Regions from separate parts of the Mus musculus genome. Here all the other regions are linked to region 2. Evidence: chromatin loops called from intact Hi-C (ENCODE). Cell type or tissue: left cerebral cortex. All regions are shown on one strand. Each heading gives the region's core, and the rest is flanking DNA. Links, peaks and the distances in the headings are about the cores only. Region 1 overlaps Gm33714 (a long non-coding RNA gene). Region 2 holds the start of Nptx2 (neuronal pentraxin 2). Region 3 has its middle 50 kb from the start of Gm52796.

Region 1 (10,649 bases), core at 874-8,873, 78 kb before region 2:
CATCTCCTCAGCCTGGGTACATTCTATTTCCTTGCTCTACTTTTTTGACCAGAAAAATCACATCCGCCGTTTTAACAAGTCTCCAGATGCCAAAGGAGGAAGCTGGATCTTGGCAGCCAGGGCTGGCCCAGAGCAGACAGTCTGTAGAACCTAGGCATGATCATCTGATGATGGGCAGCCTGGGCCTCTCAGGGCTCCCTTTATAGTTGTTCCGGACAGCTCTGTCCATCTTTATTCTCCTCCCAGGTTTCAAACAATTGCTCAACCTGGAGCAATTTGGGGAGTATTGAGTCATCTCTAAAATGGCGAGGAGGAGTTGGCTGTGGAACAAATCCACCGTGTCTCTCCTACTTCAGAAAAGGTGCTCTCTCTGTTTCTCTGAGAAAATGGGTTTCTACCATTCTGGCCATTTATAGGACCAGATCTGTTGAAGTTCAGTGAAAGTTCTAAAGGGTCCCAAAGGTTACAGCTTGGGCCCTGGCAGCCCCAACAAGCCAGGTTCTGTTACCATCTTCAACACAGTGATTAAAGAGATACATACGGTGAGAAGCAGAGATGTTGGGGATGGGGTGGGGTTGGGGGTGGGAGTGGGAGTGGGGGAGACTCAGCCTGTAAAGTCCTTGCAAAGGATCTGAGTTCTGATCCTGTCTCAGGTATGGTTTTCATTGCTCTGAAGAGACACCATGACCATGGCAGCACTTATAAAGGACAACATTTAATTGGGGCTGGCTTACAGTTTCAGAGGTTTAGGTAGACATGGTGCTGGAGAAGGAGCTGAGAGTTCTACATCAGGATCCACAGACAACAGGAAGTAGACTGGTTTGAGCTTCTGTAGACCTCAAAGCCCATACTCTAATGATAGATACACTTCCTCCAACAAAGCCACAGCTACTCCAACAAGGCCACACTTCCTAATAGTGCCACTCCCTATGGGCCTGTGAGGACCATTTTTATTCAAACCACCACAGAAGCCAACAACCTTATGACAGAGCTGGGTGACATGCTGGTGCTTGTATTCTCAGTGGCAGGACCCAGGAGGCAGGGAGTCATTGGTGGGAGAACCTCACTTACTTGGCAACCTCCAGGATAATGAGGTACCCTGTCTCTAAAAAATACAGGATGGATAGCACCTGCAGAATGTGTGCTCTGGTCTCTACATGCATGTACACACATGGGCACATATATATGCACACACACACACACACACACACACACACACACACACACACCAGGGCAGGTCTTCCTGTGTAGTCTCCCCTCCCCCAGCCTGAAACCTGCTTGCTCAGGGGTGGAGCTTCCTGCTCATTCGTTCTGCCACACCCACTGCTGGAACCTGCGGAGCCACACACGTGCACCTTTCACCTTTCTACTGGACCAGAAATTATTCGGCGGGAATCGGGTCCCCTCCCCCTTTCTTCATCTTCATAACTGAGTGTTGCAACAATAAAATTTGAGCTTTGATCAGAATAACTGTCTTGGCTATATTTCTTTCTCTCGCCACCTAGCCCCTCTTCTCTTCCAGGTTTCCAAAATTCCTTTCCAGGCTAGAACCCAGGTTGTGGTCTGCTGGCCGGACACAACATTCCTGGTCAAGATGAGTCCCTGCTCATGGCTGACCCATCACTGACTCAGCTCCAGTCTCCCTGGCAAGGTGCTTGCACAGAATGTTAGAGCTGTGTGAAATCTCTTCTGAGGAGACAAGTTTATTGTCTGACTGGCCCAAGGCTTCGCTCTTTCCTTCCCCGTTGTGAGACTCCTGGGAAGTTCTGATTCCTTGGGGATCATTGTTCCCATAATCTAATAACTGAAGGGAAGATGTAAGTATCTCCCTGTAGAATATTTTCATTATAATATTATAATATTTTCATTATAGCTGGATTGTTATCTTTTTCTCTTGTATGTACATGTGTGTGTTGAATGTACGTGTTTGTGTGGGTGTGTGTACATGTATATTGCAGGCACACGTATGTGGAATCCAGGGGTGGGTGCTGGATGTCTCTTGTCTTTCTCAGTCATTCTCTACCTTTTTTTTTTTGAGTCAGGGTCTCTCACTAAGACTGGGGCTCATTGATTGACTAGGGCAAGTGGCCACTGGGCTCCAGGGATCTGCCTGTCTCTGCTTTCTAGCAATGGGATGACATTAGGGTGCCCAGGTTTACATGGTGCCTGGAATCTGAACTCGAGTTCATGGCTGTCCATGTGTACCAAGCTCTTAAGCAATCAAGCCATTGCCCTAGCTTCTGTTATCCCATTTTCTAGAATAGATTGTTGGGCACAGACCGGGTGGTTAGACTCATACTCAGGCTTTGAGTTGTAGCATTGTGATAGAGTGCTTGCCCAGCGTATTTGAGACTCTGTGTATGTGTGTGTGTGTGTGTGTGTGTGTGTGTATGAGAGAGAGAGAGAGAGTGAGAGAGAGCGAGAGAGAGTGCGACAGGGTCAAAGCCCTGATTTTTTAAAAAAAGATTTATTTATTATTATATCAAAGTACACTATATCAGATGCACCAGAAGAGAGCGTCAGATCTCATTACGGATGGTTGTGAGCCACCATGTGGTTGCTGGGATTTGAACTCAGGACCTTCGGAAGAGCAGTCGGTGCTCTTAACCACTGAGCCATCTCTCCAGCCCCAAAGCCCCGATCTTAACCAGTGATGACTTTGAACTCCTGATCCTTCTGCCTCCAGGTTTCCCGAATGCTGACCTCATACACTTGGGCCTATGTCTGTCTCTGTAGATAGAATCTATTACCCAGGAGCTGAGTGGCACTTGTGATGGACAGCCAATAGGAGTCCAGCTGGCTGCAGGCCGGCTGCCACCGCCTCCTGAGCTCTGGAGTCAGGGCCTCTCCACGCTGGATCCTTGGATAATTCATCAACACAACCCTGCAGACGGAAGCGTCGCTGGCACGGGTCTATTTTTATTATTATTTCCTCTCAAAGAATTTTAATTAGGATTTTAATCGAACTAAAAAAAGGACAAAGTGTAGCCAGGGACAAAATTGGAAGTGACAAACTAAACGATGATCCAGCTAAAACAGCGGCTAAGGGGAGGGGAATTTTCAAGCACAGACCAGCTCAGGCAGTGCGCACCTCTCTCTTTTATTTTTTCTTTTTGGTTTTTCGAGACAGGGTTTCTTTGTGTAGCCCTGGCTGTCCTGGAACTCACTTTGTAGACCAGGCTGGCCTGGAACTCAGAAATCCGCCTGCCTCTGCCTCCCAAGTGCTGGGATTAAAGGCGTGCGCCACCACCTCCTGGCTGGTGCATTCCTCTCATCTCAGCAGTGCAGACCTGGGGCAGGAGGATGACAAGTTAAAAATCAGACTGGTCCATATCTCAGGTCATTGCCTCCCAGACCTCCCAGGCCCATTTGTGGATAATGGTCTGATAACTAATGTTGCCAGCCTGTCAGGGTCTCGATTTCCCCCAGAGACAAATCTCTGGGCAAGTTTGTGAGGGAGATTCTAGATTAGATTAATGGAAGTGGGAAGAGTTACCTTAGCCGTGGGTGGCACCGTCCTTAGATCGAATCAAATGGAGAAATGGGCTGAGCCCCAGCATTCGCCTCTCTCTGCTTCCTGACTGTAGATTTGATGTGAGCAGCCGCCTCATGGTCCTGCTGCTGGGCTTCCCCACCACCATGGATGGCATCCCTTCTGGAGCTGAAAGTCAAAGCCCAACCCTTTCTTTCTCTCCTAAGTCCTTTGTGTTGCAGCAACAGAAAAGTGACTTATTCAGGCTCCGTCTGCTCCCATCCTGAGGATGGGCCATTGGTCCCATGTGTAGACATTCATGGGAGTGTGTGCACAGGTATGATGGGTGTGAAGTGTGTTGCAACTATTACACGTGTGCGAATGAAACGGAGATCTGAACGCATCATTTGGGTGTGTATTCTTGAGCACGTGAGCAGGTGCGAGTGTTTGAGGGTGACAGTATTAAGTAAGTGTGTGCGTGTGTGTGTGTGTGTGTGTGTGTGTGTGTGTGTGTGGTTGCCTAGGTCCTAATCGGCTCTAACACTTTTATCTGAGGATCACTCTAGTCCCCTGGTTAATGGTTTCTCCAGCTTCCGGCCCTAGCTCTTAGGATCTTCTGGCGGACCTCGGACCTGGGACCTTGGGCATTCTGGGGTTCCAAAAGGAAAGACTCAGGGTTGCACGTCTTTTGCTAGCATGCCTGAGGACCTGGGGCTCATCCGCAGGACTTGCAAGAGGAAAGTTGTGGGTGTGGCTCATTGGTGGAGCCCCTGTTCAAGGCCTCTAGGTTTCTTTCCTAGGCGAGAAGAAAGAAGGAGATAGAACCGGCCACTTGGGACTGGCTGCCATTATTACAGGATCTAAAGTTGGCATTGAAGTGAAACCGTGTGTGGTTATGAATACTGTCCCGGCCTTCCTGTCTTACGACTTTGGGAGTGGGGTGGGGGTGGGGGCAGCTAAAGGAAGCCCTGGGCTCTGGCTTCATCCTGGGGAGCGTTTACTCCCCATGGTCAGCAGGGGGCAGTATCACGAAAGTTGTGAGTGGAGCTGAGGCATCTGGAGGGTCAGCTCTGATTTCTTCCACCCCCTTACCCTTCATCCACTCCTTTCTCCAGCTTCCTCCAGCCCTAGCCAAGCTTCCAAACCCATCCTAGCTAAAATGAGCTCAGTACATTCTTTCTTTTGACAGGGGATCAAAATGTCTGTGGTTGCTTTATACGGATATTTGTGAGGTTTTCTGAGGAAGAGTTTTACTTACTGGGTAGCCCAGGCTTGTCCATGGTTGCTTTATACAGATACTTGTGAAGTTTTCTGAGGACGGATTTTACTTGCTGTGTCGCCCAGGCTGGCTTTGAACTGAGTGGTCTTCCTGCTTCTGACACGTATTGCTGGGATTACGGGTCTGTGCCAACACTTCCAGTTCTAGATGAAGATTATATCTATTGTATATATGTTATGTTATATTTATAGAATATATTTATTATTAAGCAAATACACTTATATTTATTAATAAATTATATTTGTATTACATCATTTTTACATAATAAATATATATGTAGATAAATAAGATGTGTTGACTTATTAATAAATAGATAAATGTATTTGATAAGTAAGTAATTATATTTGATAAATGATGAATAAGTATGTTTAATCTTCATGTGCATGTGTTTGTGAATATATAGGTATAGGGAAGTGTGTGAATCTATATGTTCAGATGAGTGTGGAAGACAGAGATCATTGTCTGGTATCTTTCTCATCATTCTGCTTCTTAATTTTGAGGCAGGGTCTCTCACTGAGCCTGGAGGTCATCGATTAGGCTGAAGTTGGCAGGCCAGTGAGCTCCAGGAATCCCTGGGTCTCGGTCCCCTCTGTGCAGGGGTTAGAGGTGTGCACTGCCAGGCTCGGCTTTCCATGTAAGCCCTTGAGATACAAACGTAGACCCTCATGCTTGCGTGGCTAAGCACTTTACAGAGGAAATTGTCTCCCCCGCCCTTGGTAAAGATTTTTAACCGGTTCTGAAGGGTTAAAAATAGTCCTACACTGGAATGAATCAACTCTCTCTCATTCCAGACCTTTCACAGAAATTGGCCATATTCAGCTATATTATTTTTCTGTTTTGTCTTTCGTCTCTCTGGCTTACTCTGCTCAACCATCAGCCAGCCACTCCCCAAGCCTCACATCAGCACCACAGCTCTTTGAGTCTAATTCAGTCAGAGGCTTATTGGGTTGCAGTTGCCTGGACTGGATGGCGTCTTCCACAAGGGCATCCTGCTTTGAGATTAAATTCTCCCACAGAGACAGGGCCCTGTCATTCCGGGTAAAATATGAGCTCTGTCCCCGAGACTGCCCTCGGATCCGTGGGATTTCAGGGACTTTGCCGTTGAGTCTCTGGGAACAAGGACAGCGAAGGGTTAGAGATGAAGTTCTCAGTGCCTCCACCCCCATCCCAGAGTGGATACTCCAGGTTTGGGTAAAACCAGTCCTGGGTTAGTGTTTGCTTTGTGTCCTGCTAGTGAGCAACTTTGAGCATCTAGCCTCACTTGCCCAAACCACAGTGCCCCTCCTGGAGGGTCAGGGCCAGGACATAGAGCTGTGGTACAGATGGGATCAGAGGAGGCCGGAGGACGATGCAGGCACCACCCACCATGTTGTTTGAAACATGATTCTGTCTGGTACCTGGAACTCATTGATTTGATTTGGCTGGCTGGCCAGTGAGCTCCGAGGTCCTCTTGTCTCTGCCTCCACAGCCTCCAGCACTAGTATCTTAGTTAGGGTTTTAGTGTTGTGAAGAGACACCATGACCAAGGAAACTCTTATAAGGACAACATGTAATTCAGACTGGCTACAGGTTCAGAGGTTCAGTCCATTATCATCAAGGCAGGAACATGGCAGCATTCAGGCAGGCATGGTGCAGGAGGAGCTGAGAGTTCTACATCTTCATCTGAAGGCTACTTTGAGAGAACTGACTTTCAGGCAGCGAGGATGAGGGTCTTAAAGCCCAGACCTACAGTGACACACTTCCTCCAACAAGGCCACACCTCCAAATAGTGCCACTCCCTGGGCCAAGCATATTCAAACCACCACAACTAATATTACAAGGGAGTCATCATCCCTGACTTCTTATGTGTCTTAGTTTCTCCTCCCATGTCTGTGATAAAATACCTCAACAAAAGCAATGTAGGAGAGAAAGGACTTTTCTGGGGTGTTCACAGTTTCAAGTTATAATCCAGCATCTAGTCACGTCTCATCCACAGCCAAGAGCAGAGAAGGATGAAGGCATCCAAGCATGCATACCTTAGCTCATTTTCTCTATTCTATGTAATCCCTTGTCTAGGGAATGGTGCCACCCACTGTGGGCAGAGCTTTCCACTTCAATCAACACAGTCAAGATGCTGAGCCCCAGAAATCCTCCCCCTCTGCTCCCTCTGCTCCTGCTGAGGTTAAAATAACACTCATGCCTGCAAAGAAAGGAGTCACCTGCTCCTTTCCCCAGCACCACTGTGGGCCTTTGTTATGGCAGTGCCACATACATATTTGGAGATTGGTGGTTAAGCCAGGGGCTTAGGAGCTCATGAGATGAGAGGATTTGGGCAGAACATGGATGAAATCCATGCTCATCAGAACATTTCATTGCAAATTTTGAGAGCAAAGACAAGCTGTCAGGGGAACAGGGATCTTAAAGAAAAATAATACATATATTTTTCTCGTCTTAGATGAGACAAACAAGTTTGTTTTGATGCTGCTGGGAATGCCCTAGCAGCTGTCAAAACACAGTGATGCTGGAGCTAGAAGGCTGGTTGCTGGGTGAGAGCCATGTATTGAATGGAAGGGAGGTCTCTTTCATATTGGAGAGCAGTTACTTCAGGGGTTCTCAACCTGTGGGTCGTGACCCCTGTGCAGTTGTCAAACAACTTTTTCACAGGAGTGGAAAACAGGTAGATTTACATTACAATCCATAACAGTAGTAAAATTACAGTTATGAGGTAGCAACAAAAATAAATTTATGGTTGGGGCTGTTACCACAATGTGAGGAATTGTATTAAAGGGTTTCAGCTTAAGGAGGACTGGGCTCTCAAAGTCTCCACAGCCGTCTCATCGAGGGAGAAAGAATGTCTATCACTCTCCCTCTGGTTTGCTTTGAGACAGTCTCTCCCTGGAACTGGAACTCCCCACAGGGAGCCTCTAGTCTCCTGTCTCTGCCTCTTACTACATCCAGCTTTTTACCTGGGTCCTGGGGACCCAACACAGCAAACCCTTCCCCCGCTGAGCCATCTTCCCATTTTATAATTACATGAAATCATGATGTCACTTTGTAGTTTCTGCAGCAAGGTCTTAGCATGTAACCCAGGCTTGCATTGAACTCCCCCTGCCCTGCCCCACTGTCCCAGCCTCCCAAGTGCTAGAATAACAGGCAGAGACTGCCATGCCCAGCCCTTTGGGTGCTCTTTACAGCTTTGTTCCATCTTCCAGACTTGGGTCCCATGTTGCCCTGTCCAGGCAGCCTGCAGGATTGCTCTAAAATTTAATAAAACTTTCTGATCTCTGGAGCTCCGATTCTCTTCACATCCAGGCTGCATTTAGAGACTTGTGTTCTTTTCTTCTGTCAAACACATTTGTCCATCCATTTGCATCAAGGATGAAGAAGAAGAAGAGGAAGAAGAAGAAGAAGAAGAAGAAGAAGAAGAAGAAGAAGAAGAAGAAGAAGAAGAAGAAGAAGAAGAAGAGGAGGAGGAGGAGGAGGAGGAGGAGGAGGAGGAGGAAGAGGAAGAGGAAGAGGAAGAGGAAGAAGGAGGAGGAGGAGGAGGAGAAGAAGGAGAAGGAGGAGGAGGAGGAGGAGGAGGAGGAGGAGGAGAAGAAGAAGAAGAAGAAGAAGAAGAAGAAGAAGAAGACAGAATTTCATGTAGCTCAGGCTAGTCTTAAACTCACTATGCAGCCAAAGATGACCTTAAATTTCTAATCCCCTTTCCTCTCCCTCCCTAGTGCTGTGGTTATAGGTGTATATAGCGCTAGAGATACAATCCAGGGCTTCGTGTGTGGTAGCCAATCACTCTACTGACTGAGCTACATCTCCAGCCAGTTAGTTAAAGGTTTATTGAGCACCTACTGAGTTCAGTCTCTGTGCTAGCTTGTAAGGTAAGAAGGTGTGAGTCCATTACAACTCACTTCCACAGCACCTGCGTCTCTGGTCATCAGCATGGGTTCCCCCTGCATTCCTGGTACTGTGCACAGCAGCTGTCACCAGGTACCAGGTGTTTGGTATTCCAAGACAAAACAAAACAAAGCGAATTGATGCACATGTAAGTTGAAAACACACATCAAGTTATTTGTGATTAAAAACAAACAAACAAACAAACAAAAACCCAAACATCTATGGGTGAGCAGGTTGGCTTAGCAGGCAAAGGTGTTTGCTGTCAAACCTGCTGACATGAATTCAATCTCCTGGTCCCACATGATGAAAAATGAGAGTAGACTCTTGCAAATTGTTCTCTGACATTCACACAGTGCTGTGGCATGAACCCTCTCATAAGTAAATAAAATTCTATTTGTCTGTCTGTATCTATTTATATCTATCTCTCTATCTCTATTATCTATTTGTCTGTCTATTATCTGTCATCTCTCTCTCTATTAGCTATCGTCGATTTATCAATCATCTATTTATCTACCTATCTCTCATCCATCTGTCTATGTATCTATTCATTAATCTGTCTATCTATCTATCTATCTATCTATCTATCCATCCATCCGTGTATCTATCTATGTGTCTATGTATCTATGTATCTGTCTATGTATGTATATATGTATGTATGTATCTATCTCTCTATCTCTATTATCTATTTATTTGTCTGTCTATTATCTGTCATCTGTCTATCTACCTATCTCTCATCTATCTGTCTATGTATCTATCCATGAATCTATCTATCTATCTATCTATCTATCTATCTATCTATCTATCTATCATCTATCCATCCGTGTATGTATGTATGTATGTATGTATCTATCTATCTATCTATCTATCTATCTATCTATCTATCTATCTATTATCTGTTGTCATGGGTCCATTCTTCACAAAATGAAGACTATAGCCAAACATTGGAGAAGGAAAATAAGACAACACCTAGAGAATCAGCTAGAACCCAGCTGTGCCATTCAAGTATTTTCTTAACGTGAATATCGAGATACGACCCATTCATCCCAGAAGTACACCAGACACTGGTTCTCTGTTAGGTTGCTCAGCTCAGCATCCCACAGGAAGCACAGCCCATTGGGCCTGTTTTAGTGACTACTGTGGGCATCTGTGCCCTGCAATGCCTGGGTGACTCAAGCCTCACTGTGTAGAAACCATTTCCTCTGAACTCACTTGGTCCACATGGACATCTTGCAAAGGTGTGCTATTAAAAAGAAAGAAAGAAAGAAAGAAAGAAAGAAAGAAAGAAAGAAAGAAAGAAAGAAAGAAAGGAAGGAAGGAAGAAAGAAAGAAAGAAAGAAAGAAAGAAAGAAAGAAAGAAAGAAAGAAAGGAAGAAAGAAAGAAAGAGGGAAGAAAGAAAAGGGGGAGATGGTGCACACCTGGCATGCCAGCTCTCAGCAGGCACAAACAGGAGGATCATGAGCTCAAGAGTTCAGTTCCTGGAACTCATGTGAAGAAGCTAGACATGGTGGTACAGGCTTGGGGTTCCTGCTCAGGAGATGGAGGCAGGAGGACTGCTGTGCTCGCTGGCCAGCTTAGCCTATGTGGTGAATCCCAGCACTACCTTAAAACAAAGCCAAACATCAGGGGGACGGGTCTGAATTGTATGTGAGCTCTGAAATGAAAGAGTTCATATTCACATGGGCAAAGCAAAGAGTCTGGGAGCTCATCTGCCACGGGGTTTGGTCCTGTCCCCCTCAGCATCACTCCCGAAGGGTGAGCGGTAACACAGACCCCAGAGGTTCTTGTCTGCTTGCTCAGAGTGTTCAACCCTTGGAGCAGAGCAGTCGTGATTCTTCTCACTCCTGTCTGGTCTTTAAAGTAAACAGCCCACTCACACCGTGAGGATTTGCAGACCGAGGAGGATATAAATACATCCATTTGTTTTAGGGCGTTGGAGAAGAAAACTGTCACTTTTAGCGCCAAGAAGGGCTGAATCACGCTCCTGAGGTATGCGAGTGGATCGACTCCTTTGCTAGGTCGTGTGTAAT
Region 2 (10,649 bases), core at 1,136-9,135:
TGGGCTTTCAAAGGTTCATCCAAGCAGGAGAGATGGTTCAGTGGTTAAGAGCAATTATTGCTCTCGCAAAGGACCCAGGTTTGATTCCCAGCACCCACATGACAGCTTAGAACTGTCTGTGACTCCAGGTCAAGGGGATCTGATACCCTCTTCTGTCCTGGGCTCTGGCACGTACACGGTGCACACACATTGCTCAAGCATACTCATATATGCATAAAATGAAAAATAAATCTTTAAAATTCAAATGTTCACACAAGCTATCTGTGCCTAACTGATATGGGCACAATGAGCTACAATCTTTGTCATAATTAGATCAATTTTCCATCTCCTCTGTGTGTATGTGTGTGTGTGTGTGTGTGTGTGTGTGCAGCATATGTGTGAGAGTCAGAGGGGAACCTCAGGTGTTGGTCTATACCTTCCACCTTGTTCAAGGCTGTTCCGACTGTGTATGCCAGGGTAGCTTCTAGAGAGTCTCCCGTCCCCACCCTACATTGGGTTTCAGGGATTTGAACTCAGATCTCCACATTGGCATATTCAGAAGTCTTCCCATCCCCTCCCCCACTAGCCATCTCCCCAGTTCCAATTTTGTAATTTTTAGACAGGCATATAAAGGAAGTATTATCCCTAGTGTTTCCAAATATAGAGAAATTGAGAGACTATGCTCTTCGATTTCCTCAAAGCAAACTAACTTCAAGGGGTCTTTTTTTGTATGCTTGGGGTGAAGCTCCGGGTTTTATATTAGGCAAGTGCTCTACCGCCTGTTACATCATACCCAGTAAGCTCACTGTCCAGAGTCCATTCCCTTTAGACACCAAGCTAACCTGTTATTCCTGGCTTGTAGTGACCTCGTCTATTGCTAGAAATCAGAAGGTACCACTGAGCCTTCATTTGTTTGGTGAAATCATGGAGTTACATTAACAAGCCGTTTCCCCAAACTATGGCTCTCTACCCACTTGTAATACACCCGTGCACAGGAACATTTTCTGAAAGTCAATGTTTCCTATCACTTGCTCCAAAATTAAACCAGAGATACATCATTCAGGAAGAAGCCAGATGCACTGAAGAAAGAAAAACCTGCTTTATCAGAAGGGGCAAGCTTCTCTCACATCCCATAGCAATTTAAATTCATTTGCCGGAATGTTAAATACAACCAGTCTTTTAGTTGGGTCCCTTCACATAAACACCAAGTTAGCATAAATGCAAAATAGTTCACATGATTAAATCTTTATAACACCATAATTTATCTTATGTACACACACACACACAGAGAAAGAGAGAGAGAGAGAGAGAGAGAGAGATCTTTTACTTGCTGATACTTCTACATTTTTTCTGGAGTTCTCAACTCTCATCATCTCTCTAAGGAAGCTGGCTTGTATTGCCCCAGACTCTTAGTGTATTTAGTTCTAAAGGATAGTATACAGAATAAAGGGAAATTTTAATTTTGTTTTTAATAGGACCTATATAATTCAGGCCTAGCTCTGGTGGAGAGAAGGGGAGGAGAGGTCCATTAGCATTTATTGTGCACCTGCTTTATGCTAAACATGTCTGGAAACAGTGTCTCACACAAGCCCAGAAACAACAAGGCTTGCTCATAAATTTACTTTTAATTTTAGAAATGAGAAAACTAAGGCTCAGGGAGGTTAAGCTACACTCTCGAGTTATCAGACTGGGACTGAAACAAGTGCTGCCTGACGCCAAACTCCCTTTCCATTTTATTGGGCAGCTTGGTCTCGTGAAAAACACACTCATAAAAGGGTATTAGCATTTTATGTATTACAGGGGATTAATCGGGATCCTTTAGCGCCTCCAGCACTGAATCCCTTGTGCACACTCTCATGCAACACACACACACACACACACACACACACACACACACACACACACCATTCTGAACTCCCCTCGGACTGAAATTCAGCACCGAGGATAGTTCCTGAGTCATGTTTGCAGGAAGCTGTCCTTGAATTCCGTGCTATTGAGCACACGCCCCCACTCTTGACTTCCCAAGTGGCTAAGAGGGGAGGAAATGCAGAAGAGGGGGAGGGGGAAACTGTATAAGATAGGTTCTTCTGACATCGTGGTGGAAATTAGCACATTTCCCAGAAGACCAAGATAAAAATGCATGTGAGAAAGAACCAGGGAGCCAAACAGATGGGGCAATAAAATGGAGGTAGAACAGCTCATTAGGATTCCCAGCACGTGGGCTTGGGTTAAGTCTGTACCCGGCTCTGGGCTGCCCCGGGACCAGCCGACATAGTGAATGAGTGGGTGGTTACTATGCTGTTGCACCGGTTACACTAAGAGATTAGGTGGCAGTGATTCACTGCTGCAGATCTGCACGACTTTCTCAAGTAGCAGAAAAATCTGTGGGCCCTGGGCTCTGTCACTCGCACAGCCCTTCTCATGGGTAGGGTGAGTCATGCACGCAGGATCTTTCAGGTGGACGGTTTCTGTGCTGTGAGGAAGAAATCAAGGCAGAGAGCCCACGCTGCCAGGAACAGGTTACAGCCACGACCACAGCATCTCCTTGTATGAAAGTCTATCTGCTGTTTACACAACCAGCCTCACCTTCTCTACTCTGCCTTCGCTACAGGAAATCCATTGCCCACACAGAAGAAAACCAATGTTTTGTAATGTTTGGCACGTGGAAGAGGGAGTCCTTCCTCCCAGAACTACCAGGCTCTTGAATAAAGCCAGAAGGGCCATTAAAGAGTTGACGCTAATTGCCTTATCTTTCCTACAAGGTCCAAAGAGGAGAAAATGGCTTGCCCCAAACCACTTAGCTAGTAACAGTTGGCATTGGGACTAGAAGGCCTCATTCCTAAACCAGCAGATTTTTCCATTGTACCAGGAAAACAAAACTGCAAATAGCATAAGTCCTCTGATTTTACTGTCTCCAGAGAAAATCATATCCTCAATGCCTGGGTCTTTCCATCTGGAATTTGGCAACTCTGCTGATCCCTTCTCATAGTGGGAACTCTTGTAGGAAGTCTAAGAGCAATTATTTTGGGGATATATGCTATTTTTATGTCTTCTTGTACATCACCTTCTTTGGTCAGGAGGAAATTAGAATTCTGGAAATACGTTTAATTATTAAAAGGACAAGCCTTGGCTTCAAGTAGTTGCAAATATGAATTATTAGTCCATGTCATGAAAGGGCTGGAGAACTACAAAGAAACAATGATAATCTATTTGTCACACCCAATTAAGATCTGCCCTGGCCTGGGAGTAAAAGAGCATTAAATCTGTGAGTGGTAACTTCAAGCAGCATGTCTATATTTGGGTAATTCTGAACATGCCTGGATTTGGTACCTTACAGCATCCTCTAAAAATGTACTACTTTAGAAAGTGTTTTGAGATTTTGTTGCCTTCGTGATTGCAGTTTGTGTGTGTGTGTGTGTGTGGGGGGTGTTATTTGAGCTTTTGAGTTTCCATGTAGCCAAAGAAAGAAAGTCTAGGAAGAAATGGTAGACTCAAGGTCAAATTCAACAAGGGGAAACTTCTTTGTGGTGAGTCTAGACAACAAAGCCATTAGCCCAGTGTTCACCCCCCTGCCTACACCCTACCTTTTCCATTGATGAATATTCTTACCTGAGCCATCCTCGCTTCTGAGTCCTGCTCTGGGTCCTGTGGAGACTGAATATCCTGTCTGTAGTTTTTAATCCTTGAAGAGATTTTTCATGAATAGAACTTTCCTTATAATTTAGCAACACTGTCCTTGAAAACCCCCACAACTATTTACATAACAGAAGCTATTGTTTGAAGTGCAAAACAGGTCAGAATTTGGTTCCCAGAGATTAATCACTGCAGTCTATTTTGTATTATCATAATAATTTCATTTATTTTGATACAATTTGTTTTCAGAATCAACCCCAGCTTCTTTGCACAAGTGACAAATCCATTTGTTTCTGGTAGAATGGGTAATGTGATTAATGACCTTGCAACAGGATTTCTTTAAAAAGGGGGAACTTTTTTTTTTTCATTTTTAATTCACAGTAAACCAGCTGAGTCTGTTAAGTGTGTAACTGTTCTGAACTTGTAAGCCATGGGTAAGATTTTGAAATACCCCCTCCCAATCTTTTGCGGGGTTTCTGGGTATTAATATTAGGCTTTCTCCAAGAATCTGATGATACTAGTCTCCAGGTGTAAAGTGGACTTGTTGGATTCCCGCATTAAAAAGAACGGGGCCCCAGTCTTTGCCATGGCCCCATCATGTTTATTCCGGCTGGATGTTCTCATCAAACCGAGGTCATGCGAAATAAATAAGGTCATGCCTAGAAGGATATTGTCCCCGCACAAGAACCTTCGAGTGAACTCGTGACTACTGCCTCCTGGTCTTCTGTGTGGGCATCCCCTTCTTTCTTGCAGCATCCAGGACCCACTTCTGTCCCTGCTGGTCTGTTTCTTTCTTTCTTTCTTTCTTTCTTTCTTTCTTTCTTGTTTTCTTCCGTTTTTCCCCTTGAGTTCTCTGGGGTTGGGCCTGGGATTTTGGGTACGCCTACAGACTGTCCGCCTCTGCAATCGACCGTCGTGCTTCCCGCGCCAGAACAAGGAAGCCCACGCGAGCCGCGTAGGTGGCTCGCGTGGAAGACCCGGGTTCGAGTCCCGCTGGGAGAATTCCTCCTAGGCAAGTGGAGTCATCTCGGTCAGGATTTCTCAGCCGGAAGCCGCGCCAACACCTCTCATCGTGGGCGGCAAGTTGTCCCCGGGGCTTCTTTGACCGTGCGGGGCCAGCCGACGCTTTCTCTGACCGTTTCCGAAGCCCAGTTTCCTTTCCTAAGGAGCCTTGGGGATCCTGCACTCGCGTCTCTGAAACCCAACCCACGACAGAACCCAGCCGCCTGGGCCAGCTTAGCAATGCGCCCGCGCCCCGCCCTCCGCGTGACGCGAACGCCGGCGGACCAATCAGAGAGCGCGGCGCGAGCCCCACGCGCCTGTGGCCCCACCCTCCAAGCTTAAGAAAGGGCGCGCGGGCAGAGCCCGGGCCAGAACGCCGCGCAAAGCGGAGAGCGGGTTTTTGCGACGGCAGGCGGCGCTTGTGCTGCCGTTTCCGTGCTGCACGCGGTTCCCTCGAGTGCCGCGCTCGGACAGACGTAGCCGGCCGCGAAGGCGCCCAGACGGCAAACCAGCGACCCATGCTGAAGTGAGCACACAGGTCAGCGAGATGCTGGCGCTGCTGACCGTCGGCGTGGCGCTCGCCGTGGCCGCCGGACGAGCCCAGGACAGCCCGATACCTGGCAGCCGCTTCGTGTGCACCGCGTTGCCCCCCGAAGCGGCGCGCGCCGGCTGCCCGCTGCCCGCGATGCCCATGCAGGGAGGCGCTCTGAGCCCCGAGGAGGAGCTGCGAGCCGCTGTGCTGCAGCTGCGCGAGACCGTCGTGCAGCAGAAGGAGACGCTGGGCGCCCAGCGAGAAGCCATCCGAGAGCTCACCGGCAAGCTGGCCCGCTGCGAGGGGCTGGCGGGCGGCAAGGCGCGCGGCACAGGCAAGGACACCATGGGCGACCTGCCGCGGGACCCGGGCCACGTCGTGGAGCAGCTTAGCCGCTCCTTGCAAACCCTCAAGGACCGCTTGGAGAGCCTCGAGGTACCTGTGCGCGGTGGCATCTAGCGGGTGGTGGTCCCCGGGATCGTGGGACTGAGGATGCGGGAGAAATGGGTACGTGGGCTGGCCGGGCGCCCCCATCCACGGGGAGAGCTGAGTTCGGGGGTGCAAGTCTCGCTCCTACTCTGGACCTTACTGTGATGGCCTCCCGTCTCCTTGTCCTCTTCTGTCCCCACGTTCGATGGGAAAGGTGAAATTCTCACCCCCATCTCCATTCCGTCGCGCGCGGGGACTTACCCACTAGACTCACCGTGAACTTACCGAGGTTTTTACCTAAAGAACCCAGACTGCCAAGCCTGGAGGGCAAAACCCGGTGACCCCGGCAGCCTGTTTCCTCTTTGCAAACCTCCACTTTCAGAAGCGGGACACGCTCCTGCTGGCTGTACCCAGTGCTGAGACTGCCACCGGAGGTCAGCTGCCCCTGGGCATCTGGTGTTTTCTTTGACAAATTGCGTCGGGGTGTGGGAGGACTGGTCTTGACTGATCTGCAGGATAGTGGAGGGGGAAAGCCAGCGACCCCAGGATGTAAGCAAGCCCCTTATTAACCTCAAAGACGCCTCTTCACAGAGTCAGCTTTTTTTTTTTTTTTTTTTTAAAGATGCCCTTAGCTATGACTTTAGGGGAACGGACTTTATCTCGCTATCTTCTCCCGTGGGTAATTTGGAACTTTGGGGGAGAAATCATCAATTAATTTTCATCTTACTTCCCACCTTGTTTAAGAAGTGTGGACATTTCTGTTAACAGCGTTTATCAAAAATACCTATTAGCAAAAATGAGGTTTAAATTACAGGTGTTAATTATTGCTAAATTATCGGAGTGTTGCTTTTGGCATGATTGCTATATACAGTATTCCCAGCATCTGTGGGTCCATGAGTCATGATTACTGAGAGCTCACACTTTTTGAGTTCTAAGTGTGACTCAGGCAGAGTATTTAATTTTAACCCTTGTAATAGAGAATGGCTCGAGGCAGGTCCAGTTTTCTACAGTTTATAATCTGGTACACTGGGACACAGGGATTCAGGCGCTTGCCAAGGGCTCATGGCTGAGGGTGGCTGGCAGCCTCCGAGCCAGCGTGATGGCAGAGGAGTGAGAGAAATAGGAAGTGAGGGTTTGGATACATTAAAAACGGAGCTGTCTGGGGTTTAGTAACGTATTATACCTGACCTTTTCCAGGAATATGGCAGAGCCCGTTTGCCCTTGTACCATTTTGGAACTTGGGGACCGTGTTCATTTCTAGATGAAAGCTCGCTGGCTTTGAGTACCATTGATTAACTGTTTGAAAAAAAAATCTTAACTGTGTTTTGGGCTTTTTATGACATAGAATTGTAGATGTTGGCCAAATTTTTAGGCTTTTTGGTAAGAGAAGAAAAGCAGCTTTTTCGAGAGGAGAAAGTGAGATTCACAAGTTTCAAATATTGCAGGGAAGTAATTTTTGTCTGACTTTGAAAGCCTTTCCCTACCAAAAAGGCGGCGGCGGCGGGGGGCGGGGGGGCATCAGTAAAATGTTCTCTTTGAGCCGCTTTGGAAGCTCCTTGCTGTGTGGTTGGGTCACTGGAGCTGCGTGCCACAGTTTCTATTCAGCTGGCCTGAATCTCTCTCCCTCCCACCCTTCCAAAGCTCCAGCTCCGCACAAATGTGTCTAACGCTGGGCTGCCGAGCGACTTCCGAGAGGTGCTCCAGCGGAGGCTCGGGGAGCTGGAGAGGCAGTTGCTACGCAAGGTGGCGGAGCTGGAAGATGAGAAGTCCCTGCTTCATAATGAGACCTCGGCTCACCGGCAGAAGACAGAGAGCACGCTGAACGCCCTGCTGCAGAGGGTGACTGAGCTGGAGCGAGGTAGGTGCTGTGCGCCCGCCCGCCCGCCCGGCGCTCTGTCTGAGAGTGGCCTCCTTTTTACCACTTCAGGCAGATCTAGGATTTCCATTTATGGACATAAGTGAAGCAGTGGTAGTGGCACAACATGGAGGTGTCCTTAGATGTCTGTGCTCACAGGGATTAGCTCCTAGCCCTACCAGCATTACCCTGGGGGGGGGGGGGAACAAAGGCACTCCAGACCAGCTTGGATAAACAGCCTGACCTCTGACCTCCTGCCGGATGTAACTAGTTCTGCCTCTGTTCATCTTGCCATCTCATGCTGTGTTAGGTAAGATTCAGACAGAATCTTTCGTGAGAGACAGAGGAGGAGATGAAGGCTCCTAAAGGCTTCAGTTTGTAGTCTCAACCCCCTAACTCTCTGGGTGACCCGTGGGGTTTTAGGTTTGGTGGTGGAGGGTATAGAATCAGATTCACTAAGATGACAAAGCCAAGTTCAATGTCATGATTGACAGGAGACCATCCAATAGAAAACTGTCCCATGACCCTGGTCGTGAACAGAAGGGTCAGGTGAAAGAGGGCGTGAGCTAATGGGCTATTATTTCATTCAGTCCCCGGTTTCCCCGAAACACTTTCCTGTTTTCTGTTATTTCCCTTGACTTACTTATTTGACTTAGATTCTGTTTTGTTGTTGTTGTTGTGGGGTTTGTTTTGTTTTTGTTTGTTTGTTTGTTTTTTAGGTGCTTGAAACAGCATCTTACTATATAGCCTAACCGGGCCTTCAATTTGCCATCCTCCTGCCTCAGCCTCCAAATGCTGGGATTACAGGTGTGTGCTGCCATTTCTGACTTGACATTGATTCTTGAGTTTTCAAAAATAGTTTCTTCTCTGTCTTTCTTCTACTGCTAGGTGACATCGGGCGATGCACTGGGTCTCAGAGGCTTCGTCACAGGCAGAGAAACTGCCTCTGATTCTTTCTTGCTTGACAAGAGGGAGAGCAGCATCCTGCCCCCAGCACCCCCACACAATCACGGTGGATCCTTGGGAGGCAGGGGCCAGGGAGGAAGCATAGCAGTGAGTGACTGAAAGCGGGGACTAGAATCAGAGGGGACTTGGTGGCCTTGCGCCTCCCTTGGCACAGTGCTCGGCTTACCAGCAAGGAGACAAGTCAGTATAATCCGGAGAATGGACATCGTATCAGGCTGCATGCTGAACATGCTACCCATTTCACAGATGAGAAAATGCTCATTTCCCAGGCAGGCAAGTTTCCTTTATAGATACTTGCTATGAAGCCTGAGACACTTGTCACAGTGACATAAAGCTGAGCCTCTCCATTATCTGTCCTTGAACTCCAGGCCAGTGGAAAAGCATGCTGTACTTAGTAGCTTCCCCACCTGTTCTAAGCCAGAAGGGACAGGCAGGGCTCAGGCCAGCCATGCTGGTTCTGACACCCACATTCTTGCCCCTTAGTTCTCACTGAAAGCCCACAGCTCAACAGGCCACAGGCTGCTGGGCTAACAAGAGCCAAGCCTCTACACCAGTGGTTCAGAGGAAACACGGAGCTCCTGCATCTCACGTACACACACACCCGCCCACCCGCCCGAGCAAGTGTATATGTATATGGTATTTTGCCTGTATGCATATGTATGCCACCACATTTACACCCGGTGCCCACGGAGCCTAGAAAGATGTTGGATCCCCTGGGCCTGGAGTTGCAGTGATCGTGAGCGCCCTATGGGTGCACAGAAATGAGCCCGGGTCCTCTGTAAGACGGTATTCTTACTTCCTCAACGGTATTCTTAATTGCTGAGCCGGCTCCAGGCCCAGACTTCCCTTTGACTCCCCAGCACAGGAATGCTAGACTTTTTCCTTGTGTTCCACCCACTCAGTTCTGGAATGAGTCTTAAAGGAAAATGACCATCTGGTAAGCCATTTGTTTCTGGGCACTTGTGAGTTTATGCTCAGTCTGCTTTATGTCCACTGTAGAAGGGTATGCAGATGCTCAGCCCCCGAAGTGCACTAGGAATTGGAACTCCACCAGGTTCCGTAGAAGCATCTCACTGAGCCCCATAGAGGCTCAAGCGTGTGGCCGGTTAGGAAGGCTCTGGGGAGTTCCTGTCCTTGGGTTCGTCACTCTACATCAGATATGAGCCAGACGCTTAGCTGTAGCTTCGGTGTCTTCTATTAGCCCCACACCAGGTATCCATGGCAGGTACAGATGACGCGGTAGTGATGCTCTCAATCTCTGCAGATCTGAGAAGTTTAGTAGCGATCCCAGAGAAGAAATGGGTTTTTAACCCTAACTGGGTGTGAAGCTCTGGGTGTGCTTACTCTGCACAGCACCCATGTCCCCAGTGTACCCATTTCTCTTGTCTGTAAGACCTGTTCATTTGTAAAGGCCTCAGAGTCTGGGCCAGTAGGCCAGGTGCAGCTGGCTGGGTGCTGAAATTGTCGGCTTTGGCACTGAGAAACCAGAGCTTCCTCCTTCAAAGGCCCAGGCTGCCCACCCCCCTCCTTAGGCTTGTCTACCACCTGCAGCTTCTGATTTATTGGTCAAGCCTTTTAATTCCTTAATTGGTTCTAACTAAGTTTCCTCTGAACCTCCAAGCTGTTTTATTCAAATAAAGGGCACCAGTTGTCAGGCTAGAGCCCCTCCCTGCCTCTCTGCTCTCCCTGCTCTAATTAAACCTATCTGTTGTCACCGACCTAATGATATTACCGACCCCAAGTCTTATTAAATTGGCAAGCCTGCCCACCTGCGAGCATAGAAGCCATTTCTCCTTATTAGATAATGATGCCTTCATTAAGAGCTCGGCCATTTGCCACTTGAAGACTGAGCACCAGTGGCTGTGTGTAGTGGAGAGAGGGACTTCTGGTTCTGTTGGATCAGTAGCTGGGTGCCCTTAGATAAGTCGTTTCTCTGAAGCCTCAACACAACAGTACAACCTACAGAATTGGAGCGGGTGTTGTCTGGCTCTGTATCTTCAGCATAATGAGGGGCAAGCCCTGGTGTTTACAGTGGCTTGCTTTTTCAGGTGTTTGAGACAGTCAGATTTCCAAGTCTGGGCAGGTGCTCCATAGGTGCTCCATAGCCCACAGCCTGTTTTGAGAGATGCCTACCATGGGAGGTCAGGATGAATCAGGGAGACTACATAACCGCAGAAGCAGGAGCAAATACTAGCTAGAAAACCCAGTGAGACCAGAAAAGCGACCCTGGACTCAGCTGCTGGGCTGTGCAGG
Region 3 (10,649 bases), core at 1,299-9,298, 77 kb after region 2:
GGAGTAGGTTCTAATGCCAGGGAAGGAACAGGCTTGTCAGTGCAAGAACAGGCAGACAAAGAGTGAGCAAGCTTCCTTCTTCCACGTCCTTTACCTAGGCTACCCATAGAAGGTATGGTCCAGATTAAAGGTAGATCTTCTCACCTCTAGAGATCCAGATAAAGGGTTTCAAATTGTTTTCATTAAGAAATTTCCCCTCACAGGTGTACCCAGGTGCTCGGGTTTTAGTCAATCCCAGATATAGTCAGGTTGACAACCAAGCATAGCCATCACAGTGGGAAAATACCACTTAGACTCTGCCAGTGAGGAGTGAGGGGCATAATTCAACCAGAGTGTCTACCCAAAATTCCCCAAGGATGGGCTTTGGTAGTGTGGCTCAGCGGCACTTGCCTAGCTTTGATCCCCAGCACAGCAGAAAAACATAAGCACACACAAACACAGACACATACATGCATGTGCCATCTGGGACAAAGCTCTCCAGATGCAAGATGTGGTGTTTTGTTTCTGCTTCGTCTGTGACACAAGACTACTCCTCCTTGGTTAGGAATGTTCAGTCAGAAGCCTGACTGCAGTGTGGTCTTCTTTGGCAAATGTAGCGTTTAGTAATTTAGGAAACTTTGAAGAAAGTCTTTACGTGGCACCAGCTGATCTCAAGTGCTTTTGGTCAGTACACCAGAACACCATGTCTTGAGCTAACACTCTCCCTCTCCCTCTCCCTCTCCCTCTCCCTCTCCCTCTCCCTCTCCCTCTCCCTCTCCCTCTCCCTCTCCCTCTCCCTCTCCCTCTCCCTCTCCCTCTCCCTCTCCCTCTCCCTGTCCCTCTCCCCGTCCCCCTCCCCCTCCCCCCTCCCCCCCTCCCCCTCCCCCTCCCCATCTCTTTTTTGTGCTCATACTTGTAAATACCCTGCTCTGTGTTTATCCATTCATTCGATGATTGTCATTTGGACTGGTCCAGCCTTTTCTGCCCCTAGCCTTCTCAAGTCTAAAGTCTGTGTCTGTCCTTTCTCAAAGAGAGTGTCCAGTCTCCCCATTTAGGGCTTAAAATCTGTCAGAGACTTCTCAGGTTATCTAAAGGAGAGGCTCAGGATGAAGGGGAGTGGCAGAGGATGGTGATGGAGGATAGAGGGAGGAGCCTTCACCTGGCAATCCTTTCATGTTATCGCAAGGGCTTCATGATCTCACTCTCCCTCCTGGTTAAGACCCTCAGTATTCCCACATGTCGCTCCCAGGTTGGGTGCCCTCAGGTGTCCTGAGCAGCACAGGCAAAGAGCTGAGTCCAACCTTTGGTCCACCCTGGGCGCTCACCGAGTGCCCGCCATTGGTGCAAGGCTGTCACTATGCCTCTGCCTAGCACCATCTGCATCTCTCAGGCTTTTGAGACAGAAATCTCTCTCTGTGGCCCTAGATGGCTGGGAACTCACAGGCTGGACTCAAATTCACAAAGATATGTCTGCCTCTACCTCTGCCTCTGGAGCACTGGGGTGGGCTTGTGCCACCAACACCCAGCTAGTTTCAGGCGGTTTTGTTTTTGTTTTTAAAAAATAACACTTATTAGTCAGATGTGGTACACACTTTTAATACCAGAAATCCAGAGGCAGAGATAGGCGGATCTCTTGTGAGCTCAAGCCTGATCTAGAGAGGCTTACCGAGGCTACACAGTGAGCTCTGTCTAGAAGGAAGGAAGGAAGGAAGGAAGGAAGGAAGGAAGGAAGGAAGGGAGGGAGGGAGGGAGGGAGGGAGGGAGGGAGGAAGGGGAGGGGCGGGGAGGGGAGGAGAGGGAGAGGGGAGGGGAGGAGAGGGAGAGGGGAGGGGAGGGGAGGAGAGGGAGAGGGGAGGGGAGGGGAGGGGAGAAGGAAGGAAGGGAAGGAAGGGAAGGGAAGGGAAGGGAAGGGAAGGAAGGAAGGAAGGGAGGAAGGGAGGAAGGGAGGGAGGGAGGAAGGAGAGGGAAGGGAAGGGAAGAGGAGGGGAGGGGAGGGAAGAAGGAAGGAAGGAAGGAAGGAAGGAAGGAAGGAAGGAAGGAAGGAAGAAGGAAAGGAAGGATGGATGCATGTATTTATTATTGTTCATGTACATTCACATTTGCAAGCATGTGTGCCAAGGTGCACAGACAGGGGACAGAGGTCAGCTATCAGGCTTGAGAGCAAGTACCCCTAACCACTGAGCCGCCTTGCTGGCCTTTTATCTGGATCTTCCTTGACAGCTGGGGCATGCAGGGGGTGATGTTCTTCTGCAGGGTAGGCGTGAAAGGAAGAAAGTAACCCTCTGCTGGATATGTAGCTCTGTTAGTAAAGTGTTTGCTTCCCATGCACGAAGCCCTGGGTTCAATCCCCCAGGACTATGTAAAAGTGGACACCAGAGTCCTTGGTGTCAAGGTGGTGGTGGAATGATAAAATATAGAGACACCTGGGAAGAAGGACGCTCAGGTGAGGAATCACCCCCATCAGAGTGGCCCGTCCTTGGGACTTTTCCTTGTTTATGGTTGATATAGGAGGGCTCAGCCCACTGTGGGTGGTGCTGTCCCTCAGCAGCTCAGCCCACTCTGGGCGGTGTCACCCCTGGGCTGGGTTGATTTAGGAAGGTAGCAAAATGAATCATGAGAAGCAAGCTGGTGTGCAGCCTTCCTCCACCGTGGCTGCTTCAGTTTCTGCCTCAGCTTCCCTCACTCACGGTCTGCAAGCTGTAAGATGAAATGAACCCTTTCCTCTTGATTTTGGTGGATGTTTAATCACAGCAACAAAAACTAGGACCACTACATAGTGAGTTCAAGACCAGCCTGAGATCCATTGTCTCAAAATGGCAAAAACAAAACAAAACAAAACAAAAACAAAAAAAACAAGCCAAGAAACCAAACTAAGCCCTAAAATGCCTTGCTTGCTCACAGACACAGGGCTTGGTCATGCCTGGCTGAGGTAACTGAATGCTTTAAGTGTTCTAAGGACTGTTCTAGCTGCCCAATAGGAGGGAAACCCCCATTGTCCACAGTAGAGACTGGTTTGTATAGTCATAAATCTTTTGCAACCTATTTTTAATAAGGGTCCAACCTTTCCTCTAGCCCACTCCCCAGCATTGGTAGTGAAAGAGAAAAGTTATTAGGATATGGGGGGAGTGGACCTGTCCAGCAATAGTTCAGTCCTATAGCAAACACCAAATACAATTCAGCAGCCACAGCCCAGTCCTTTTGGCAGGCAGACACCAGGCAACCGTAGTTCAATCCTGAAGAAAACACCAGGCTCGCCAACCAGCCTGAGGCAAGGCCATGGAAGTAGCAGGCTGCCACAGGACCATCGTGAGCAATTAGTTCTTGGGCAAGTTCCTCTTAAAGGTGGCATCATCACAAGTTGAGCTCAAAAACGCTATGTAAGGCAAACCAATACATGCGTGTCTTTAGTGAGCATTAGTGAGGCAGAGCAAATCAAACCAAAGCTCAGTGCTCATTCCCCACTCTCTGTGAGGTCACATTTATCCTCCTTTATCCTGGCTCCTTTCACGTGTCTGCTATATCCAAATATCCTTCCACCTGTGTCTGCTTCAGGAAAACAGTCTTCCACATGTCTGCTTTAGCAAGACATCCTTTCAGCTGTGTGCCACAGCAAAGCATCATTTGACATAACCAACTTTCCAAAGAACTAGATGTTTTCACTTCAGGTTTGTCACTGACCCATCTTATTAGACATCTTCCCTGTCACATCTCCCTCTACATGCGCGTGCATGCACGCACACACACACACACACAAACACAAACACAGTGTTATTGGCATTCTCTGATGCTCTACAATAAACAGCATACCCTCATAGAAGGGCTGTCCCAATAGCTGACAAGAAGCAACTTAAGGGAAGAGGGGTTTTGTTGGCTCACAGTCTGTGCGGAAACAATCCACTGTGGCTTCAGGACCCGGAAGCTGATTGCTAACAGGTGGACTGATCAGAAAGCCAGGAGCTGATAGAAAACAGGGCCAAGGTCTTGAAAGCTCAAAGCCTAGGGTTGGAGAGATGGCTCACTTGTGGAGAGTCGCCTGACTTTTGCAGACAGCTAGAACTCCATTCCTAGCACCCACATTGGGTGGCTCACAACTACGTGTAACTTCAGCTCCTGGGGTCCACAGGCGTCTTATACCCATTGCATATATCCATGCAGAGACACAGATGCAGACACACAGACATGCAGTTAAAAATAAACAGACACAAGCCTTGAATCCTAACCCTGGGAAAGCAGAGGCAGTGGGAATTCTGGACAGTCAGAGCCACTACATAGAGAAACCCTGTCTTGGAAACCCCTGCCCCGAAAAGTCACTCCCAGGGACCTATTTCTGCCTCAACCCATAACAGCGCCACCAACTGGAGACTAAATGTTAAAACACATCAGCCAGTGGGGGACATTCTACACTGTGCCTGCAACAGACACCATCATCGTATATTAACGATGGTTATTAAGTGGGACCAGTCCTCCACTTCCTCCCGGAAGCCCATCCTGGCTCCAGCCACAGCCTGGATTCCCTGCTTGCCTGCTCTAGCCGCATGTTCTGCCTCCATCGTGCCTGCCTTATTTTTAATCCTACATTTTCACCAGTTGCGTGATAAAAATGTTAATTCCTCTAGCTGTCCCCCAGGAGGCCCGCAACACGCACCCTCTGAATCTGTGATGAAGCCATCAGCCTTTGATGGAGGCACGAGATGAGATGCGGCGGGCTGTGTTTCCTAAGGAGAGGGGCCCCAGCATGCAATATTTAAACAGCCCCTTCATGAAAGGAGAGCGCTCGAGCTCTTAACATCAGTTTCAAGAAAGTCAGACTCGATTCGAAGCCTCAGACTGATGTTTGGGTATACTTCGTGCTTTAAATACTCATTTCTGCCGCCTTGATATTTTAATTTCTTCCCTTTTAAGTCTGACAAGCCCAGAGCGCTTTCAGGAGTTCTTGTCCCAAACAAGGCAAAGATGTGAGGTGGGGACCTTACAGTCCTGGGGGGAATTGTACCGGCCCCAACAAGTTAATTGTCAAAAGTACAGGGATGAACTGGGGAGTTGGTGAGACATGCCTGTAAATGCAGAACTGAGGAGGTTGAGGCAGGAGGATTGCAAGATATCGAAGCTAGTCTGGTCTACCTGGTGAGAGGTTATCTCAAAAACCAAAATATCTTTAGATTCAGTACAACATTGCTCCCCTCTCTATGGTGTCTCTCCCCTGTCCCTTCCCTTTCTTTTTAGATGTGTGTGTGTGTGTGTGTGTGTGAGAGAGAGAGAGAGAGAGAGAGAGAGAAAGAGAGAGAGAGAGAGAGAGAGAGAACACACACACACACACACACACACACGGGTGCGTGCACACATGCGCACTCATGCCCCACATGCCACAGCTCACATGTGGAGGTCAGAGTCAAATCCCTCCTTCCACCACTTGCATAGGACTGGATTTATGTCTTCAGGCTCACATGCTGCACAAGCATTTTTATCAGCTAAGCCATCCTGACAACCCCTTTACCTTCTTTTGTCTCTCCCCTAATCCCACCCCTCCCCCGACACACACACAGACACACACACTTTTCCTGCTTCTGGTGTTGTTTTGAAACAGGCCTCATGTATTCCAGGCTGAACTTGGCCTTGAACTCTGTGTAGCCAAGGGTGACCTTGAACTCCTATCCCTGTTACCTCCACCTGCTGAGGTGCTAGAATGGCTGGCATGCCCCAAGCTCTGATGGTGCTTAACATGGAACTCAGGACCTCTCACATTCTAGGCAAGCATTCTACCGCTGAGCCACTCTTTGAGCCCCTTGCTGTGTGCTGAGTGATTCTAGAACTGTTCCACTGGGCTCTATCCCCTCTGTACTCCCTGGGTCTGGGGAAATTTCTCTAAGCAGGCACTTAGCCAGGCCCCCAGCCCCTTGGCTGTTTAAATCTGTTGCTCATTAGCTGTAGAATTGATCCATGAGTTCTGCTCCTGCTGCATAAACGGGTTGCAAGACAGGAAGCCACATCTCAGAGCTCATAATCAACAAAAGTTGACTTCCTTTCAAAACAAAAGTCATACATCTAATCTGCCACTTACCGACCACACACTTGGGAATCAACCACGATGGGGGAATTTTTAGCAATATGCTGCCGCTAGAGCCTCCCACGTTTTCTGGAAGTGGTTTCGCACGCCTGACGCGTCAGCCAGCCAATGTAAGCGGCTCTTTGTTTAGCTAACTGTTATCACAGTTACAGAAGGAATCATAAACCTTCATACATTGGGGCTTCTTTCTCAAATGTATTTTTGAAGCATCATGCCAGACAATATTTTAAGTGAAAAAAGACTAATTTTCACATAGTTCCGTGATTATCTGTCTTGATGGCTCAGAGCATCATTTAGCCAGTTCCTAATAAATTGAAACAGAACTATCTCACTTATATTAAGTATTGGAGATTAAAGGAAAAGGCTAATTCCCTTGTAATAGAATATTCCAGATGCCACTTGAAAATTGCTGAAACAATTTGGGTGAGAACTAATGTTTAAATGATGAGTGTTTTCTAGGGTACAAAGTAAAGTATTTGCGGACTGAAGATACGGCTCAGTTGGGAGCAGGCTTGCCTAAACACACATATGTAGACCTAGGTTTCCTCCCAAGCATGGCATAAAACCAGATGTGGTTGTATATGTGCAGTCTCAGCACTTGGAGAACGGAGGCAGAGTTCAAGGTCATCTGGACCTCACTCACATAGTGAGTATGAGGGCCTGGCCCAGGAGAACCTGCTTTAAGAAAGCAAGCAAGCAAGAGGGGAACGGAAGGAGGGAGAATGAGGGGAGGGAGGAAGGGAACCACAACCACAACAACAACAACAAAATACTTATATCTGGGTGTGTGGGGGCTCTAGCTGGCCCTCTGGCACTGGAAAGAGGGCCCTCCCATAATTCCACAGCAATCTCGCCTAACCATCTTTCTCGCACCACGGAATCGTTCTGAGGTGAGATCTGCATTTCCTGTGGAAGTGGGAAATTAGTCAGAACATGCCCCAAGAAATCCTCTGTGCAGTCCCCTCTCCTTCAGAATGGAAACCATACTTAAGGATTTCAATGAAATACTTGGATGGCTGTTGTAATTACCGAGGCATGATCTCTGTCGCATAGCAAAGAGAATTCATTAAAGATAGGAACAGCTGTTTCTCAGGGTTTCAAAATTCCGAACTGCCTTCTGTGTTCTGGGTGGATTGGAATCGGAAGACTCGGCCCACTACACCTCGTTCTGCATTATGGAAACATTTGGATACTTGTACAAAAACATATAGCTTAGGCAAAACGATCCTGTTCTAAGAAGTTTCTTATTGTTCTACCATATAGAAAACAAAAGACTCCACTAAAAGGCAGCATCTAGAGGCTCTTGGAAAATGGTGCTTCCCAATTTCTTCAGTACTGAGTAGGCCCAGTTTAGCTAAGCAACCACACCCCAGCTCCTCACTGGGGGATTCTAGGCAGGGGCTCTCCCACTGAGCCACACCCCAGCCCCTCACTGGGGGATTCTAGGCAGGGGCTCTACCACTGAGCCACACCCCAGCCCCTCATTGGGGGATTCTAGGCAGGGGCTCTCCCACTGAGCCACACCCCAGCCCCTCACTGGGGGATTCTAGGCAGGGGCTCTACCACTGAGCCACACCCCCAGCCCCTCACTGGGGGATTCTAGACAGGGGCTCTACCACTGAGCCACACCCCAGCCTCTCACTGGGGGATTCTAGGCAGGAGGTCTACTACTGAGTCACACCCAGGCCCCTCACTGGAGGATTCTAGACAGAGGCTCTACCACTGAGCCACATCCCAGCCTCTCACTGGGGGATTCTAGGCAGGAGCTCTACCACTGAGTCACACCCCCAACCCCTCACTGGGGGATTCTAGACAGAGGCTCTACCACTGAGCCACGCCCCCAGCCTTCTTTTTACTTTTGATTTGGATACAGATTCTCCTAAATTGCTGAGTAGCCTGGAAGGTGCTGTTTCCAGGTAAACCTTACCTTGCAGTCCTGCCCTGCCCCCAGCTTCCTGAGCATCACCAAGCCCACTCTATTGATAACACTCTAACTCCCCACCACAGAGAATTTGAATACTTAATATCCTCTCAGTTTTAATTGGCACCCAGAGTTTTTCCTAAGTCTAAATAATTGCAAAGGATGATAATACTGATCTATTGTAAATATTGTCGCTTAGAAAAAAATGAAGCTGTCATATCACTCTTCCAAATGCAGTCAGTCAAACCTACACACGAGCAATTCAGTGTCCATCATCCTTTACTTAGAGGTACAGACCGGCTCTTTTTTTTAATAGTCCAAAAATTTTTTAATTTTCTTTTCTCCCCTCAAACTCATATTTCCATCCCATTTCCCCTACAGAATGGCCTTCTAATGCAATATATTTTTATGCTTGGTAATATTTTATTAATCACCCCCTCATAATTCTCTCAACAAAAAAAAAGTATATAAGTTAAAATTACATTTTTTAATTACCTGCGACTATAAAGCTCTAGAATTAAACCTTTTTTTTTTTTTCTGGCTTGAGCTAACAGCACATTTATGGGTATCCAATTTATCAAAGCTTACTCATTATACATTTTTGTAAATAATTATTGAGCATAAAATTTTTCTTACAGTTGCATCTCTCTGTGAGATGAATGGGCTTGTCTTTTCTTTCCTATTATGTTCTTGTGAGCACCGCTGAGGATCACGGCTGCTGCACTGAGAGTTCAGAACCACACCACTTCCTATTTCTATGCTGTATACGCATGTGTGTGCACGCATGGGCACCTGTGGAGGGGTGCCCATGCATGTGTGTACAGAGGCCAGAGGTAAACACTGGGTGTCTTCCTCAGTCCCTCCCCATCGTATTGTTTGAGACAGGGTCTTCTCACTGAACCTGGAGTTCTCAAATCCAGCGAGGCAGGCTAGGCAGCTAGGCAGGCTGTCCAGTGGGCTTCAGGAGCTCATCTGTCTCTGTTGCCCAGTGCTGAGATTTCAGGCACACCACTGCTGCATGGTGCCGCGAGTCAAACTCTGACCCTCATGCTCACCCAGAAAGCTCTTTTCTGGCCAAGCCATCTCCCCAACCCCTTTTTATTTTTTAGATAAAAGATAAAATAACAGTGGTTGATAGTTGGTTACAGTGGCACAAACCTGTAACCCCATCATTCAGGAGGCCGAGGCACAGAACACACACTAGTGCTCCATTCCCCCTCTCCTTTGTATACAGTACAAGATCCCCAGTCTAGGGAATGGTGCCGCCCACAGTGGGCAGATCTTCCCACATCAATTAACACAAGTGTGCCCAAAGTCCAAACTAACCTAGATCTTCCTGCACAGGAGTGCCTGAAAGCTCGTCTCCTTGGCTGTCTCATTCCAGTCTGAGGATGGGGACCCAAGGCTCTATTCATGCTATGCAAGGCTCTGCCAGCTGAACGATACCCTCAACCCTATGGTTCTGTTTCATTACCGAAACAAAGTCTATGTACTCCTTGATGAGTGCTGGCCTACTTAGGTCAGGGGGAGACTTGGAGGGCAGACATTTCTTTGCTTTTCCTTGCCAGAACTTATGTGGCGCTCTGGTGTGCGTGTGTGTGTGCGTGTGTGTGTGTGTGTGTGTGTGTGTGTGTGTGTGTGGTCACATTATTATTTTGGCAGAGCCAAGAATTATTCGGATGACAAATAGACCCCCGCCAGAGTAGACATGTAATCTTACAGCAGGAACAGACGGGTGAGGTTAGGGAAAGCTAGGATATGCCAGGCTCCGAACGAATCGCTCAGTTCCTGCTTTCTCACAAGTGCCGGCTATTGGCTCCGTTCCCTTGGCTATGCTTTAATAATCACAACCTGCATCCCAAAGAAGGCTTCACTCTTTTCTAAATGAGCAACTCAAAAAACCCAGCTTCCAAATCCATGCAGCGGGGAACCCATGTTTGCAGGGCAAGCATCAGAATACCATCAAGAGAAAGACAAGGAGACAGATAAGAGACGGAGAAACAGAACCTGATTCCCATTGTGGACCAATTGACTGATTCACCAACCAGGTGCAAAGGGGTGGGGTCTGTCCTTGAAATACCTGCCACCTCTGTGGTGTGAATGGCCCTGGTCCTGGTTCCTGAGAAGGATCCAGGAATACAAAGATGCAGACTCTGGTAGCAGCAGGGTAAGTCAATCTGGGTCGAATTTTCAACCCTCCCCACTGGACAGTGTACCATTTTCCTGTGTGTGTGCATGTGGGTGTTCATGTGCATGTGCATGTGTCTGTCTGTCTACATATGAATGTAGTCACCTGCACATGGTGGCAACAGTTGATACCAGGTATCTTCCTCCATCATTCTCTACCTCACTTTTTGAGATGGGGTCTCTCCTTGACCCTTATTGGCTCTATCAGCTAGGTTGCCTGGCAAGCTCCTGGGAGCCTCCTGTCTCCATCTCCCAGCACATGAGTTCTAGGGACACACCACCACACCCAGCATTTGCAGGGGAGGTGGGACTTGAACTCAGTTCCTCATGCTGACACAACAATCGTTTACCTCCTGAGACATCTCCCCAGCCCCTGTTGCCAGCTCCATGTGACGTCTCTCCTCCCAGTCAGTCCTCAACTTTCCCCACACTCACCTGTCCCTTTCATCCTAGGTGATGCTAATACATACCATCAGTGCAGACTTCACCCATGGCGTA

What was found. Hi-C counts contacts between places; a loop is a spot of excess contacts. Peaks named below come from ENCODE experiments on the same cell type or tissue, not always from the same donor. Only the 100,000 strongest peaks of a DNase experiment are listed, where the experiment ranks them.
Region 1: it touches region 2 in a loop (2.4-fold over the local background); 3 of 42 quality-filtered maps call a loop at or near these places.
Region 3: it touches region 2 in a loop (2.3-fold over the local background); 3 of 42 quality-filtered maps call a loop at or near these places.

Annotation. Positions count from the first base shown.
Region 1 is chr5:144,462,709-144,473,357 of GRCm38, forward strand. Gm33714 (a long non-coding RNA gene) reads right to left here. Exons shown (of 5, transcript XR_868684.1): 3 at 4,731-4,894; 4 at 3,497-3,661; 5 at 3,206-3,290. Among named protein-coding and RNA genes, the nearest start is that of Gm33714, 12 kb to the right of the region's middle. In left cerebral cortex, for the core only: a CTCF peak has its summit at 4,497 (motif pointing right); DNase peaks (open chromatin) are centred at 2,846 and 4,514.
Region 2 is chr5:144,540,903-144,551,551 of GRCm38, forward strand. Nptx2 (neuronal pentraxin 2) reads left to right here and starts at 4,985. Exons shown (of 5, transcript NM_016789.3): 1 at 4,985-5,581; 2 at 7,217-7,433. The coding sequence starts at 5,162. In left cerebral cortex, for the core only: a CTCF peak has its summit at 5,028; DNase peaks (open chromatin) are centred at 2,316, 3,283, 4,943, 5,356 and 3 more places; H3K4me3 peaks cover 3,382 bases; H3K27ac peaks cover 2,926 bases.
Region 3 is chr5:144,617,509-144,628,157 of GRCm38, forward strand. No RefSeq gene overlaps it. Among named protein-coding and RNA genes, the nearest start is that of Gm52796, 50 kb to the right of the region's middle. In left cerebral cortex, for the core only: a CTCF peak has its summit at 4,347 (motif pointing left); a DNase peak (open chromatin) is centred at 6,101.